2 separate regions of the Homo sapiens genome follow, and region 1 is linked to region 2. The links are chromatin contacts, found by Hi-C or POLR2A ChIA-PET in ENCODE. All regions are on one chromosome and are shown on one strand. The core of a region is the stretch at or near the end of the contact, and the rest is flanking DNA. Distances in the headings are between cores, read along the strand shown. Region 1 has its middle 5.5 kb from the start of TRERNA1. Region 2 has its middle 11 kb from the start of SLC9A8.

Region 1 (2,939 bases), core at 205-2,704, 250 kb before region 2:
CAACCGGGCTGCCCACAGCTACCACAGCCCTGTGCATCTGCCAGCTGGGGGTAGGGGGAGCCGGGGCCTGTCCCTGCCAGCTGAGCCCTCCTGCCAGCAGCCTGGCCCAGGTGCCCCCGACATGCTGTCTGCAGCCCCTCGCCCACCTTACCTTGCCTCCCCACACTTTCCGCCACTGAACCTGACTGGTTCTCACTAACCAGAAAGTCAGTGCCTTGCCGGCAGGATCGTGTCTGTGTCTGGCACCATTCTCTCCCCAGAACTAGCACACAATTGGTGCTCAATAAGTATTTGTGGAATGAACAAATGAAAAACTGGACAAATAAATGGCAACCTCCCCTTCCCTGTCTCCTTCCCTTCTTCTTTCTCCCTCCCTCCTCTTCTTCTTTTCTTCCTCTCTCCCTCTCTTCTTCCCTTCCTTCCACAGATAGTTATTAAGCACCTATGTGCCAAGCACCATGCTAGGCACTGGGGACACAGTGGTGCCCCAAACAGACAAAAGTCCTGTCCTCACAGAGACAACATTCTAGAAAGGGAGTTAGACAACGAAATGACCCCACAGGCTGGGCACAGTGGCTCATGGCTGTAATCCCAGTGCTTTGGGAGGCTGAAGTGGGAAGATTGCTTGAGGCCAGGAGTTTGAGATCAGCCTGGGCAACATAGCAAGACCCTGTCTTTACAAAAATTTAAATTAAAAAAATAAAGTACTTGGCCGAGTGCGGTGGCTCATGCCTGTAATCCTAGCACTTTGGGAGGCCAAGGCGGCTGGATCACCTGAGGTCAGGAGTTCGAGACCAGCCTGGCCAACATGGTGAAACCCCGTCTCTACTAAAACTACAAAAATTAGCTGGGTGTGGTGGCGGGTGCCTGTAATCCCAGCTACTTGGGGGGCTGAGGCAGGAGAATCACTTGAAACCAGGCGGCAGAGATTGCAGTGAGTTGAGATCATGCCACTGCACTGCAGCCTGGGCAAGAAGAATAAAAAAAAAAGCACTTAAGGTCTTAAGAAAAATCAAAAGAAATAACTCCATAAACCAAGTGCAGAATTGAAGCAGGAGAAGATGCAGGGAGAGGCCTTCAGTGCCATCCACGCCTGGAGCGGAGGTAGGGGCGTCTTCCTGAGAAAGGGACCCAGCAGCGCCTCGTTCCCATCTTGCTTGGGCAGGTGAGAGGTGCCAGGAAGATGGCAAAGCCTGTGCCCCTCGTGAAGCTCAGAGTCTCAAGGGACGCAGACCTTCCTAGTGAGTAGGAAACTCATTATGAAAGAGGAAACCCTCTGGCGCTGAGCAAGAGTGTCAGCGCCTTGCCCTCTCAGCCAGGAAGGTCCCAGAGGAAGTGACGCCCGGCAGTGTCCCAGCACTGGGCAGGATCTGCTGGCAGCCCACCAGGAGAAGAGTATTCCCGGCAGGGACACCAGCTGGGGCAAAGGCAGGAAGACTGTCACCACCCCTCGGAAGCTGTGACTCCAGCCAGGCTGGGAACGCCCCTCTCTGGCCTCGGGCTTTCTCTTTTGAGAAAAGGGAGCAAGGGAGCAGGGCCGCCCACCAGGCAGGGATGCTGGAAAATTCTCTAGGAGGCTTTGAAGGGCTGGGCAAGGCGCTTGATTTAAATCCTCCCGGGCTGACTTGCTATTTCCTGTCTTCCCTGATGGGCCATGAGCCCTGGGGGAGAGAGGCCTGGTCTGCCTGCCCTGTGGCCTGGCACAGTTTGGCACACAGTAGGTGCTCAGGGGGGTGTGTCTGTGGAATTAAATGAGCGAGTGCAGTCCCAGTTTCCTCATCTGTGTGTGGGGATAATGCTGATGTGGCCACAGAGATGGCATGAAGAAGCTCTTTTTTTTTTTTTTTAGCTTTTTGTAAAGATGGGGTCTCACTATGTTGCCCAGGCTGGTCCCAAATTCCTATCCTCAGGTAATCCTCCTGCCCTGGCCTCCCAAAGTGCTGGGATTACAGGTGTGAGCCACCACACCCAGTCCCTGAAGAAGCTTTCACATTTTTTGTGCTGTCTTCTCTCCCCACCTCCTGGTGGCAGGTCAGGCCTCTGAGGATCCCCTAGAGTCCCCAGAAATTCCCTCTCTGGGAGCTGAGGGTAGAGAACACAGTGAGAAGGTGGGTTGGACAGATTCCCCAGCTCCAGATTTTGAGGCTAGGGATCCTAAGGTGCCTGAAAGGAAGTGAAAATCAGCTTCATTTACAATGGAAGGAAACTGAGGTACAACAACAATAATAATGAAATCTTAGCTTGCTGAGTGCTTTCTCTAAGCCAGGCACTGTGCTAAGCCCTTTGACCCAAGTTGTTCCATGTAATCCTTTCAACAGTCATAGTAGGAAGCAAATACTATGATCCCATTTTACAAGTGAGGAAATGAAGACTCAGGTAAATCAAGGCCACACCACCAGTTAATGGGGGAGCAGGCATGGGAATGAGAATCTAACTTACAACCCAGAATCATAAGCCTGATGCTCCCTGTGTGGGGAGGTGGTTTGGGAGGGACAGGATGAAGGTTACATTGGAGAGGCTGGAGATGAGAAGAATGGACAGATCCTTCATCTGGGGGATCAAGGGCTGTGGAATAAATAATTGCAAAAGTGAGGGGTCTAGGGTCAATGCCATTGCTCTTTTCACCCTGGATAGCCCAGGAAAGCTCCAATCTTCAGCCCACCCCAGCAACCTGAAATTTACTTTGCTTCACTCACTCATTCATTCATCTATTCATTCAATCAGTCAATTAACAGAAAACACAATACAGAATCACACAATACCAAACATATCCATTTAAACAATAAATGTAAATGAGTTAAATGGGTCTATTAAAAAACAAAGACTCATTAGATTCAAAATCAGAATGCATTCATTTATTCATTGCCTTTCATTTATTTAGTGCCTAAATTATTCTAGGTCCTGTTTTAGATTCCAATGATAGAAGATAAAAATAAAAT
Region 2 (2,986 bases), core at 399-2,898:
ACAGGGGGTCTAGTACCTAGACTAGCACCTGACATAAATCATTAAGTATGGATTAAGCACCTACTATGTGCTATGTCCACAGTAGCACAGAAAACTCCAAGGAAACTGCCTTTTTTATTTTATGTTTTTCAGAATTTTCAATTATTTCTTCTTCTAATTTTTATTTATTTTATTTTATTTTTGAGACAGGGTCTCACTCTGTTACCCAGGCTGGCATACAGTGGCACAATCACTGCTCACTTTGGCCTCAACCTCCTGGGCTCAGGTGATCCTCCACCTCAGCCTCCCAAGTAGCTGAGACTACAGGCACAACCACTGTGCCTGGCTAATTTTTGTATTTTTTTGTAGAGGCGGGTTTTCGCCATGTTGTTCAGGCTGGTCTTGAACTCTTTGGCTCACGGGATCTGCCAGCCCGTGTCTCCCAAAGTGCTGAGATTATAGGAGTGAGCCACTGTCCCCGGCCCTTTATTTATTTTTTATTTTTTTATTTTTGCAAACTTTTTTTTTTTTTTGAGATGGAGTTTCACTCTTGTTGCCCAGGCTGGAGTGCAATGGCGCGATCTTGGCTCACCGCAATCTCTGCCTCCTGGGTTCTCCTTGCCTCAGCCTCCCAAGTGGCTGGCATTACATGCGCCTACCACCACGCCCAGCTAATTTTTTGTATTTTTAGTAGAGATGGGGTTTCACCACGTTGGCCAGGCTGGTCACGAACTCCTAATCTCAGGTGATCCACCCGCCTCGGTCTCCCAAAGTTCTGGGATTACAGGCGTGAGCCACCGCACCCTGCCCAGGCATTTTCAATGAAGGGGAAACTTTCTCCATAACCTCTATTTTCCCCTCAGTAATCCTCAAGTCTTCCCGGTACACCCTCAACACAGGTGATGGGCTAAGGGTTCATAGACGGTTTGGGGAAGTCTCCCCTTTTCTAACTCAGCAGACATTCAGCTGTCTCTAGAGAGAGCCACAGTACCTCAGCACGAAGCCCTTAACCAAAACTGAAACAAAAGAAAAGTCCCATTACACACCTGTTTCTAAGGGGTTTTCCCGTCTCTTTGCTTCTTATTCAAGACAAATCTGTGGGACAGTTAAAATATTTGCCATAAATAAAAAGATATAGGCTGGGCGCGGTGGCTCATGCCTGTAATCCCAGCACTTTGGGAGGCCGAGATGGGTGGCTCACGCGGTCAGGAGATCAAGACCATTCTGGCTAACATGGTGAAACCCCGTCTCTACTACAAAAAAAAAAAAATTAGCTGGGCATGGTGGCGGGCGCCTGTAGTCCCAGCTACTCGGGAGGCTGAGGCAGGAGAATGGCATGAACCCGGGAGGCGGAGCTTGCAGTGAGCCGAGATCACGCCACTGCACTCCAGCCTGGGCAACAGAGCGAGACTCTGTCTCAAAAAAAAGAAGGGGCCACAGGACAAGGAATGCAGGAAGCTTCTAGTTGCAGAGAGAATCGCAAGTAAGGAAATGGGGGCTTCAGTTCTACAGCTGCAAGGAACTGAATTCTGCCAACAATCTGAAAAGAGTCCAATTCCTCCCATAGCCTCCAGATGAGGACTCCAGTGAGCTGACATCTCTGCTTCAGCCATGTGATGCCCTGAACGTATAACACAGCAGAGCCTGCATGAGCTTAGGACCTACAGAACTGTGAGCTAATACATGAGTATCACTTAAAAGGAAAAATAGATATATTCACCTTGCTGCCGTCAGTCCTCAGCTGAAAGTGGGTTTGCTTTGAGTACCCCAGGGCGGGCCAGCTCTCTTGGGCCAAGGGGTAGACAGAGAGGCTGATTGGGAGTTAAGAACCCAGACACTGGAGCCAAGCTTCCGGGGTTCAGATCTCAGCACTGCCACTTACTGCCTCTGTCATGTTGGGCAAGTTAACCCCCTTGTGCCTCAGTTTCCCTGGTATGTATTTCAGAGTATTATTTTTGGGTGAAGTGAGCTAATATTCAGAAGTTCTTTTTTCTTTTTTTCTTTTTTTAAGACAGAGTTTCACTCTTGTTGCCCAGGCTGGAGTGCAATGGCGTGACCTCGGATCACTGCACTGCAACCTCTGCCTCCTGGGTTCAAGCAATTCTCCTGCCTCAGCCTCCCAAGTAGCTGGAATTACAGGCGCCCACCACCACGCCCAGCTAAGTTTTTGTATTTTTAGTAGAGACGGGGTTTCACCATGTTGGCCAGGCTGGTCTCGAATTCCTGACCTCGTGATCCGCCCGCCTCGGCCTCCCAAAGTGTTGGGATTACAGGCGTGAGCCACCGTGCCCAGCCTATTCAGAAGTTCTTGAAGCCATGTCTGTCTGGCACATAAGTACTTCATGGATGTTTCTTAAATAAAATAACCTCCCCCAGTCAATATATATGTGCATAATGGGGCGATTGCTTCAAAGTAGGGCTGAGCCCTTCGTTGCTTCTCCTGGGTTAGAAATACCAGTTGTTAGCCTGGGCAACACAGTGAGACCCCATGTCTACAGAAAAGAGAAATAAATAGTCAGGCACGGTGGTGTGCACTTGTAGTCCCAACTACTCAGAAGGCTGAAGTGGGAGAATAGATTGAGGCGGGAGAATAGATTGAGCCTGGGAGGTCAAAGCTGCAGTGAGCTGTGATCGCACCACTGCACTCCAGCCTGGGTGACAGAGCGAGCCCTGTCTCAAAAAAAAAAAAAAAAAAAAGAAGTACAAGTTGTGGTGACATCTAACCGCATATTTTCTTGTCTAATTTAAAGCCCAAAAGGGAAGTTTCTCTCTATTTCCTAGTAGGGGGAAACTAGAAAAAGCCCAATTATCTAGTAATAGAAGAATAAGTGCAGGCACTAAAAAGGATGACTCATATCTATGGGTATTAACTTGGGAGGGGTCTCTGCTCTGCCTTAGCAATGTAGTATAGTGGTTAACGTCATGGGCCTTGAAGCCAGATTACTTGTTTCTGAATTCCAGCTTGGCCACCTTGTGTGATCTTGGGTAAATCACTTAACTGCTCTCT

The links. Hi-C counts contacts between places; a loop is a spot of excess contacts on that map. ChIA-PET counts read pairs that join two places held with the same protein, here RNA polymerase II (POLR2A). Pooled maps may share reads with other maps.
Region 1: a loop to region 2 is called in a pooled map, with 2.1 times the contacts of the local background. The contact joins two enhancer-like sites. A Hi-C loop is called at or near these places in 1 of 50 pooled maps. POLR2A ChIA-PET finds 5 or more read pairs at or near these places in 2 of 52 experiments (A549 and activated naive CD8-positive, alpha-beta T cell).

Annotation. Positions count from the first base shown.
Region 1 is chr20:50,045,671-50,048,609 of GRCh38, reverse strand. No RefSeq gene overlaps it. Among named protein-coding and RNA genes, the nearest start is that of TRERNA1, 5.5 kb to the right of the region's middle. Within about 2 kb of position 1,454, at least 26 of the 41 ENCODE cell types and tissues checked have a DNase peak (open chromatin) inside an H3K27ac peak, as active enhancers do.
Region 2 is chr20:49,800,678-49,803,663 of GRCh38, reverse strand. No RefSeq gene overlaps it. Among named protein-coding and RNA genes, the nearest start is that of SLC9A8, 11 kb to the left of the region's middle. RefSeq lists an enhancer at 594-723. Within about 2 kb of position 1,648, at least 4 of the 41 ENCODE cell types and tissues checked have a DNase peak (open chromatin) inside an H3K27ac peak, as active enhancers do.